Linked DNA regions of Homo sapiens: region 1 is linked to region 2. A link is an interaction called in ENCODE POLR2A ChIA-PET data of the cell type or tissue named here. Cell type or tissue: MCF 10A. All regions are shown on one strand.

Evidence for each region. Peaks named below come from ENCODE experiments on the same cell type or tissue, not always from the same donor. Only the 100,000 strongest peaks of a DNase experiment are listed, where the experiment ranks them.
Region 1: POLR2A ChIA-PET joins it to region 2 with 5 read pairs; 2 of 35 experiments call an interaction of 5 or more read pairs at or near these places.

Annotation. Positions count from the first base shown.
Region 1 is chr1:202,281,067-202,286,066 of GRCh38, forward strand. The region is part of intron 6 of LGR6 (leucine rich repeat containing G protein-coupled receptor 6); the gene reads left to right. Among named protein-coding and RNA genes, the nearest start is that of UBE2T, 58 kb to the right of the region's middle. In MCF 10A, no CTCF peak of the experiment used is centred here; DNase peaks (open chromatin) are centred at 1,695, 2,465 and 3,125.
Region 2 is chr1:202,053,811-202,058,810 of GRCh38, forward strand. No RefSeq gene overlaps it. Among named protein-coding and RNA genes, the nearest start is that of ELF3, 46 kb to the left of the region's middle. In MCF 10A, no CTCF peak of the experiment used is centred here; DNase peaks (open chromatin) are centred at 2,961, 3,311 and 4,511.

The sequences.
Region 1 (5,000 bases), 230 kb after region 2:
CTGGGAGTTCAGAATGGCCCAGGGAGTAGGAACCTGGGATCTCCCTGTGGGCAGAGACCACCAAAATAATGAAAATTCTGGACAGAAATGGGAACTGCAAGAAGCTCAAGGAATTAAAATATGAAGCCCGGGGAATAGAAGGCATGGGGGTGGGGCTGGGGCTGACTTGATGGCAGTTTTGACATCTGTGTAAGGGTGGCTGCTGACAGAAGGAAGAGTAATACTGCAGAGTAATGCTGGGACTGTTTGCCAATTGATCGAACTAGCTAAATGATTAATGGGGAGATGGCCCATTGAGCACTCTAGCCTTACTATAAGAAGCACCCAAGCTGTTGACTCTCAAAAAGCCATATTATTCACACATCATCATCCTGGAATTCAGTTAAGGTCAGAATACACCCAAACCCTCCCATCATTTCCTGTGGAGTCCTGCCAGTCCCCACACAGTGGGCTGAGTGGGCCCCACTTGAGCAAACAACTGGCTGGGCTCTCCAAGTGTGGCCGTTTCTGCCAGCTGGGGTCCCTCAGCATCCATGAGGGAGCTGGCTGCCATGGCCACCTGGTACAGGCCTCGGAGAGGGTCGATGGGGAGAGAAGGACCCCCAGGTCACCAAGTATGAGCCACTGAGGTTGGGGTAGAGCTCATGGTGTCAGGGGGATGCTCACAGTTTCTCTTACCCCCCACTTGCTCCACCTTGCCCTCCATAACCAACCCCCCTTATTCTCCACCCCCTCCCACATATACCCCAGGACATCAATCCTGAGGTGAGGGGTTTTCAAGAATCCGAAGCAGCAGAGGAGAAAATGCTGAGTCAAGCTGTGATCTGGGAAGCAATGTACTGGGGAAAACCATTTGGGAAAACTTATCCCAGGAGGCCTGGGCTAATGGCATTTGTGGTGGTGCAGGGAAAAGTAATAGGGAGGCTGAGACCCAAGCTCCACTCTTTTTTCCTGTGGGCACAAGACCCAGAAGTGTGGCTGCTTTCTTGGGCTTAGCCTGAAGCGGGAGAAATGGCAGAGCCAGCCCAGCTTTGCCGGCATGCTCACCCTCCGGAAGACTGAGGACTGAGGTGTGGGGGACATGCCCCAGCCTGGAGGCAGGAAAATTGGAACCTCTTCCTGCCACTGTGCGTGACTTGGGCTACATGTTCCTCCCTCTCTAGCTGTCATAGACAGCTGGGCAGTTAACTCTGGACAGTCTAGCCCACTCAATCAACATCTGAGAAAATTGATGTCCGGGGAGGTGTCATGGCCTGCCCAGAGTTACTCCCTCAGTTAGAGACAGAGCAGATCTAGGGTGCATTAATGAGAAAACATACATGAAAGTCCCTGGGGGAGAGCCTGCTGTCCTCTTTTGTCTGGGTCAAATGTGAACTGTGTGAGCCTGCTATGTGCCAGCTGTTTGGGGGAATCCTAGATGTAAGAGATGGTGCTCATTACCCTGCAAAAGCCTGTGTGCCCACAGCCACCTTCCCTCAGGAGATATAAGAGCTTTTAGGGCAGTGTTTGGAGTTGCCATGGATGAGCAGGGCAGGAGGGAGTCCAATGCCATGAACCCTGGAGTGTGGGCGCTGTTAGCTTTGCTGGGAAATCAGGTGGGGAGGGGGTACATACACTGACTATGTGTTGGCGCCTCTAAAAAACCAACTAGCAGCTGTTTCTTCACTTTTGGGGCACACTGCCTAATTCTTTCTCAATTAGCCACTGGATTGCCGCGCAGGGCATTTGGCTCAGCTGATGCTGGCTGAATTACAGAGCAATCCTGCCGCTAAGCGCCCACTGTACCTTTCATCTACAGGAGCACTTGATTCCATCACACAAAGCCCAGGGCCTGCACCCACTTTACCAATGGGAAAGCCAAGGCTAGGAGCCTGGTGGCAAAGCCCTTGGCATCAGACAGCCTGGGGTACAGTGCCACTTCTACCAGCTGTGTGACCTTGGTAAAATCATTTGCCTCTGTGAGTCTCCGTTTTCTAATCTGAAACATAATGCCAGTAATAGTTAACTAATCTTACAGGGTTGGCCTGTGGATTAAGTGAGATGATGTGTGTAAAATTCTTACAAACCCTGACAAGCTGTATAGGAGCCTGCCCTACACTCCTTTCTCCTTTCCCATCTCCTCCTCTGAGGGCCTCCATCTCAACAATACCCCCTTCTTCCTGCCCTTGAGGGGTGAGTTCTTCTTCCAACTTTTGATCTCCAATTAAAAAGGGGAAAAGTGTGTTCTTTATCCTCTGTTCCCCAGAGCATTTGCTGGGGAGCCTGCAGGGGCAGCCAGATGTGGCAGGGGGAGGAGTAGATGGGAGAATAAAAGGAGAAAGAAATGATAGTCAAACCTTTTAATTGTTGCATAATTGGCACGCTTTGCAGTCTCTGGAGCTTTTCATGTGAGCTTCTCACTGGAAGGGTATTTCTCCCTCAGGCCCCATAAATCTCTGCCACTTAGACTTCTCTCATCTCCGGCAGCAGAGGGAAGATCAAACCCCTGCGGCCCAAGCTGCGGTTTGGCTGGAGCTGTGGTTTGGCTCCTCTGCAGACTCCTCTAAGTGGGGAAAGCGGCCCCCAGCCATACCACCTGGGGAGGAGGGGCCAGGTGCGGGCATGCACACACGTGGTCACACAGGCATCTGGAACTGCACAGCCAATCATGTGCACGTGCAGCACACGTGCCACATGTTTCAAGCCCTACATGACCCTCACTCCACGTAGGCAGCCCCACCCCACAACCCAGCACAGCACAGAAATGCCCATCACAAATGCACCTGCAGCAACACACCCTCTGTTATGCCCTCAGCTCTGGAGACCAGGCTGTTTGGCTTCCAACCCTGGCTTTGCCCCTGCAAGCTGGGTCAGCCAGAGGAAGTAACTTCACCTCTGTGAGCCTCACTTCCTTCATCTGCACAATGGGCTACCTCAGAGATGGGGAGAAAGTGTGAGAGACATACACCATGCTCTCTTTTACTCCAAAAGAGCCAGCAAATCCAAGTCATTTGGGCAGGGTTCAGGGGATGGGCACTGTTAAGACCTCTCTTGTTTAGCAGAACAAATCGTGCCAACTCCACCCGCCCCACCCCCTTCCTACAGAAACCTTGTTGCCCTCTGGGAAAGTCTGACCTCGTAGGAAGGAAGCTCCCAGGACATTTCTCCTGATGTAGTCATCATCATTCCAGACTTTGCCAAGAAACCTCAGCCAGAAGCAGACAGGTCATGCTCCATCCTGCATCCACAACTCCTTTCTACTTCCACAATGAGGATGACCCGAACTTGCTGGGAAATTGAGAATCAGAGGTGGTCTAGTCCCCAGACTGTGAAGTAGTATTTCCACTTAACCAGATCAGACCAAATGTAGGTATTTGGGGGTGAGTTGCCCATGTCACTGTAATTTGCAAGTGACGGTAAACCACTAGAAACCATACCTCTTGCTTTGTAATACGTTGCTTCACTTAGCACTAGCTCCGTCAAGGTCAGATCAATCATAGGACTTCCCAGGTATCTAGGCTGAGAGATAAGAGAGCATGGTGAAGAACATTTCTAGGAAGGTTTTCCCAGGAGGTCTCAGGACCTGAAACCCTAGGTCAGTGTTTGGAAATGTGTGCCTGGAGGCCATGACGAGCTAGTCTAGCCTGACAGCTAATGATCTTTGAAAATCTTCGCAAGAAAAAAAAAGGTCGAGCAAACACAATTGCATCCTAAAGGGCCCACCCTCATGCTCTAGATCTGGGAACTTGATGGCTGAATCTCAGCTAGAACCCAGGAGGGGACAGGGCCCAGGATGGACCCCGGGGACAATAGTGTCTCACCTCTCTTGGGCCTGGGTGATGCTCCTTGGGCCTTGTTATAACCTCACTAAACAAATCAGGCCCAACTGGAGCCCTGTGCTGGCTGGACACTTCCCTTTGGAGGAGAGCCTGGGGCCATAGTGAGAACAGAAATCTTCTGGCCCCAGCTCTCTCTCTAAATCAGGACCAGCATTCAACAGGGGCCTGGGACAGGAAGAGGGCAAAGAAGAAATGTATTGAATTCTGCCTTATAATACAAAATTGTACCTTCCACATCAAATCTCCTCTGGTGATGGATGCTCTGGTGATCTGTTTCCACAGAACATTTTTACTTCAACAGCAACTGTAGCTAGAAAATGTTCCTCTCTGTGTGTGTCTTTGAAACCATTAATGCCAACAGGAAACTGGCTCTGACTTGGTTCTGAGAGTATCTGGCCACCCCTTACTCCTGGCCCTGATGTCAGCCTTTGGCCAGGGACAGGAAACCAGGTGGACTTCCATCGAGGTCCTCCCAGGGCTCAGGGTTCTTCCCAGGGTAGAATGAGGATTCATCTTGACTTAGCAGACTTAGATTCAAATCCTGGCTTTGCCACCAGCATGTGACAGGTGCAAGTCACCTGACTTCTCAAGAGCCTCGATTTCCACAGATAGAAAATGGGGATAATAGTTTTCAATTGAGAAGATTGTTGGCAAGGATCGCATTAAATGAGATGACTTCACGTGATGCCTGGAACATTATAGGTGCTTGATTTATGTCGGCTTCCTTTCCTGTCCTCCCATTTAATGTTGGATGGAATGTGTCCTAAGGTGGCCGGGAGGATGTTACCCAGAAGTGTCATTTCACAGTGGTCCATGCTGTGTCTCATCTCCTCTGTAGGATGGATGGGAATTTCCAGGCAGTCAAGGCATGACTACTGTGTTAATTTCCTGTGGCTGCCATAACAAATTATCACAAATTTAGTGGCTTAAAAAAACAGCAACTTATTCTCTCACAGTTCTAGAGGTCAGAAGTCCAAAATCAAGGTGTTAGCAGGGATGGTGCCTTCTGGAGGGTTTGAGGCGGAATCTATTCCATGCCTCTCACCTCACTTCTGGTGTCTGGTGGCAATCCTTGACTTGTAGACCCATCACTCCAATCTCTTACTCTATCTTCACGTTGCCTTTTTTGTTTTCTTCTGTGTCTCTCCTCTGTGTGTCTCCTCTTCTTGTAAGAACATTTGC
Region 2 (5,000 bases):
GTGGCAGGTGCCTGTAGTCCCAGCTACTTGGGAGGCTGAGGCAGAAGAATGGCGTGAACCCGGGAGGCAGAGGTTGCAGTGAGCTGAGATTGCGCCACTGCACTCCAGCCCGGGTGACAAAGCGAGACTCCCTCTCAAAAAAAAAAAATAATAATAATAACAGATGCTGGTAAGATTTCTAGATAAAGGGGAATGCTGATACACTGTTGGTGGGAATGTAAATTAGTACAACCGTTGTAGAAAGCAGTGTGGGAATTCCTCAAAGAGTTAGAAACAGAAATACCATTCGACCCAGCAGTCTCATTACTGGGTATATACTCAAAGGACTAGAAAGCATTCTACATAAAGACACATGCATGCGTATGTTCCTCACAGCACTATTCACAATAGCAAAGACAAAGAATCAACCTAAATGCTCATCGATGATAGACTGAATAAAGAAAATGTGGTACATGTATACCATGGAATACTACGCAGCCAAAAAAAAAATAATGAGATCACATCTTGCGCAGGAACATGGATGGAGCTGGAGGCCATTATCCTAAACGAACTAATGCAGGAACAGAAAACCAAATACCACATGTTCTCACTTACAAGTGGGAGCTAAATGATGGGAACACATGGACACAAACAGGGGAACAACAGACACCGGGGCCTCCTTGAGGGGGAGGCTGGAAGGAGGGAGAGGAGCAGAAAAAAATCACTATTGAGTACTAGGCTTAATACCTGGGTGATGAAATAATCTGTACCACAAACTCCTGTGACAGAAGTTTACCTAATAACTAAACTGCACATGTACCCCTGAACCTAAAATAAAAGTTATTTTAAAAAAACAGATCTGGGCCGGGTGCGGTAGCTCATGCCTGTGATCCCAGCACTTTGAGAGGCCGAGGTGGGTGGATCACCTGAGGTCAGGAGTTCAAGACCAGCCTGGCCAACATGGTGAAACCCCATCTCTACTAAAAACACAAAAATCAACCGGGTGTGGTGGCATACACCTGTAATCCCAACTACTCGGGAGGCTGAGGCAGGAGAATCGCTTGACCCCAGAAGGCAGAGGTTGCAGTGGGCTGAGATTGCACCACTGCACTCCAGCCTGGGCAACAGAGCAAGACACCATCTCCAAAAAAAAAAAGATATGCCTTTGAGTAGCTTACACTGGGGCTGGTGAGGGACAGATAGTAAACAAGTACAGAAAGACACTGGATAATCTCTGGTGGATAAGGGCTTTGAAGACAAGATGGCTGGGTGAAGTGCTGGAAAGTGGGGTGGGGTTGGGAAGGGGATCTATTTTAGATAGGGTGCTGGGCAGAGGCTCTCTGAATAGGTGAGATTTGAACTGAGACCTGTCTGGTGAGAAGCAGAGGAAAGAGGAAACAGCAGGTGGGCCTTGAGACAGGAGCAAGCTGGGTGTTTTGGGGAAACAGGGAAGTTGTGTGCCAAGGCCAGTGAATACATGGTGGCACCCGACGAGACTGAGGAGGTAGCCACAGGGGACCAGAATGCATAGGCTCTTGCACGCCAGAGCAAAGAGATGGGGTGTTATTCTATGGGAGATGAGAAGCCACAATTTTAAGACAGGGAGTCATCCAATCTATTTTTTTTTTCTTTTTTCTTTTTGAGACGATGTTTCACTCTTGTCACCCAGGCTGAAGTGCAATGGTATGATATTGGCTCACCGCAACCTTTGCCTCCCGGGTTCAAGTGATTCTCCTGCCTTAGCCTTTCAAGTAGCTGGGATTACAGGCGTGTGCCACCACACCTGGCTAATTTTTTTGTATTATTAGTAGAGATGGGGTTTCACCATGTTGGCCAGGCTTGTCTTGAACACCTTAACTCAGGTGATCTGCCCGCTTTGGCCTCCCAAAGTGCCGGGATTACAGGAGTGAGCCATCGTGCCCGTCGTGCCCGGCCTTTTTTTTTTGAGATGGATTCTAACTCTGTCACCCAGGTTGGAATGTGGTGACACAATCTCGGCTCCCTGCAGTCTCCACCTCCTGGGTTCAAGCTGTTCTTCTGCCTCAGCCTCCTGAATAACTGGGATTACAGGTGTGTGCCACCATGCCTGGCTAAATTTTGTATTTTTAGTAGAGTCAGGGTTTTACCATGTTGGCCGGGCTGGTCTTGAATTCCTGACCTCAAGTGATCCTCCCGCCTCGACCTACCAAAGTGCTGGCATTACAGGTGTGAGCCACCTCACTTGGCCTGATTTCCATGTTTAAAAGCTCACTCTGGTGGCCATGTGAAGATAGACAGGAGCAAGAGTGTAGGTGGGACAGCCGTTAAGAGGCTACTGCAGGCCTCCAGGGTGGAGACAATGGTGCCTTGGACCGGGATGGAGCAGGGGAGGTAGTGAGAAATGGACAGGCTAGGATTATATTTTGGTGGTGGAGCTGAAAGAATTTGCTGATGAATGAGCTGTGAGGCATAAGAAATACAGGCGGCAACAACAGAGTCCAGGCGTTTGCTGAGAGGATGGTAATGCAACAGTGAGCACAGGAGGCCAAAACATCACACTCACAGAAGACCAATGGTCACTGAGGTTGCTATTTTTTTTTTTTTGAGACAGAGTCTCACTCTGTCGCCCAGGCTGGAGTGCAGTGGTGCAATTTCAGCTCACCGCAACCTCTGCCTCCTGGATTCAAGTGATTCTCCTGCCTCAGCCTCCCAAGTAGCTGGGATTACAGGCGTGCCCCACCATACCTGGCTAATGTTGGTATTTTTAGTAGAGACAGGGTTTCACCATTTTGGCCAGGCTGGTCTTAAACTCCTGACCTCAGGTGATCCGCCGACCTCTGCCTCTCAAAGTGCTGGGATTACAGGCGTGAGCCACCACGCCTGGCTGCAGTTGCTATTTAGATCTGGAAGGCTTTTCCCAGCTTAGCGTGGTCAAGATAGGGATGGGCCGAGGCTGGCACTGATGCTAGACTTCCGTGCACAGGGCAAGTATGGACAAGCCCCAAGTGGCTTTGTGAGGCCCACACAGTGAAGCTTGGGAAATGGGAAGTGGGGCTGCGCCCAGATTCTGGTATCTATGACAACTAAGGCCGCTGCACATCCTCATGGCTCTCCCAGAGACCTCAGGTGAGGCCCTTCTGTGTTCCTCAAGCACCCATGCCACCTGCGGGGTGGGGCAGGACCCTCCTACCCAGCCCTGGGCCTCCTGGGGAACCATGGGTGCACAGGGGTAACCTGAGCCAGCCTCTCTGGGGCATGGGCGGGCGTGGTGGCGTGGGCCTGGCGCCAGAGAGTGGAGCAGAATGTCAGCTCTGTGAGCCGCACCGGGTGCCAGCACTCTGCAAACAGACTCTAGTCACCAGATAGACTGGAGTCACGAACCTAACAAAGCGCTCAGCTGGGCAACTGTAACTGCAGAGGGCGGGGCCGCACAGTGCTGCCTAGTGCCTCCTGCCTTGATCTGGTCAGGGTCATGGGAGGAGACAGGTTCCCCAGGAGGGCCCATTAACAAGATTAATTGGGGTGGCCTGGGGGACTCTGGGATGCTCACTGGAAACATATCCTGGGGGAATGAGGTAGGTGGGGAGCCAGGAAAACTGCCCCGTCTGGTTTCCTTCCCTACAGCCCTTTATCTGGAGAGACAAGCTCTACTATACTACAAGGGGTTAATTTAAGAAGGGGTTGCTGGGCATGGTGGCTCATGCCTGTAATCCCAGCTCTTTGGGAGGCCGAGGTGGGTGGATCACTTGAGGTTAGGAGTTTAAAATCAGCCTGGCCAACATGGTGAAACCCCATCTCTTCTAAAAAAACAAAAATTGCCGGGCAAGGTGGCTCACACCTATAATCCCAGCACCCTGGGAGGCCGAGGCGGGTGGATCATCTGAGTTCAGGAGTTCGAGGCCAGCCTGGCCAACATGGTGAAACCCTGTCTCTACTAAAAATACAAAAATTAGCCAGGTATGGTGGTGCACGTCTGTAATCCCAGCTACTCAGGAGGCTGAGGCATGAGAATCACTTGAACCTGGGAGGCAGAGGTTGCAGTGAGCTGAGATCACGCCACTGCACTCCAGCCTGGACAACAGAACGAGACTCCATCTCAAACAAACAAAACAACATCATATTAAAAAGAAAACCCGGGCCTATTTTTTTTAAAGACCCACTGCAGAAGTGACCCTTCTCATTGGTGGCTGGTGAAATTGTTCTTGCCAAGGTTTGGTATGACCAGGTAAAAAGCTTTCAATGCTCAAAGTGAGGAAGCACAGAAGTCATGTACCCTGCATTGTAGCTGACCAGAAGGTAAATCAAGAACCACTGAGCATGGTTGGGTGCTGTGGCTCATGTCTGAAACCCTTGCACTTTGGGAGGCTGAGGCAGGAGGATCGCTTGAGCCCAGGAATTCGAGACCAGCCTAGCAACATAGCGAAACCCTGTCTGTACAAAAAAAACTAAAAAATTAGCTGGGTGTGGTGGTACATGCCTGTGATCCCAGCTACTCAGGAGGCTGAGGTGGGATGATCACTTGAGCCTGGGAAGTTGAGGTTGCAGTGAGTCATGCTCACACCACTGCACTCCAGGCTGGGCCACCCTGTCTCAAAAAACAAATAAAAAACAGGAACCACTGAGCATAGGTCACTGGAAGGGAGATTTTGTCTTAATAGAAGAATTCCAACAAGGGGATGGGCAATTTTCTGAGAAGGGGACATGGGTGTTTGTTCATGCAAAGCCTGGATGTCAAAGGAACAAACAAAGTCTGGGGAACCAACCAATCTCATTGCCAGCTACCAATGTGGACCATGCCTGCTGCAGTTACACCCACAGTGCTGTAATTCTCAGTCCCTCTGGTCATCTCTGTTCTCCTACAAGCCCAAGCCTACTGTGATGGGGTTTCCTCTCCCTTGATCTACCCTCCTACTGTCTCCCCACCCTCCACCAAACACTCTTCACTTTCTGGCCTCAGTTAAATTTAGCCCAGCCCTGAGGGTGCTGCTTCCCTTGGAGCCTGTGTAGCCTGTGAAATCCAGTCATGCCCTCAGGGGCCAGAG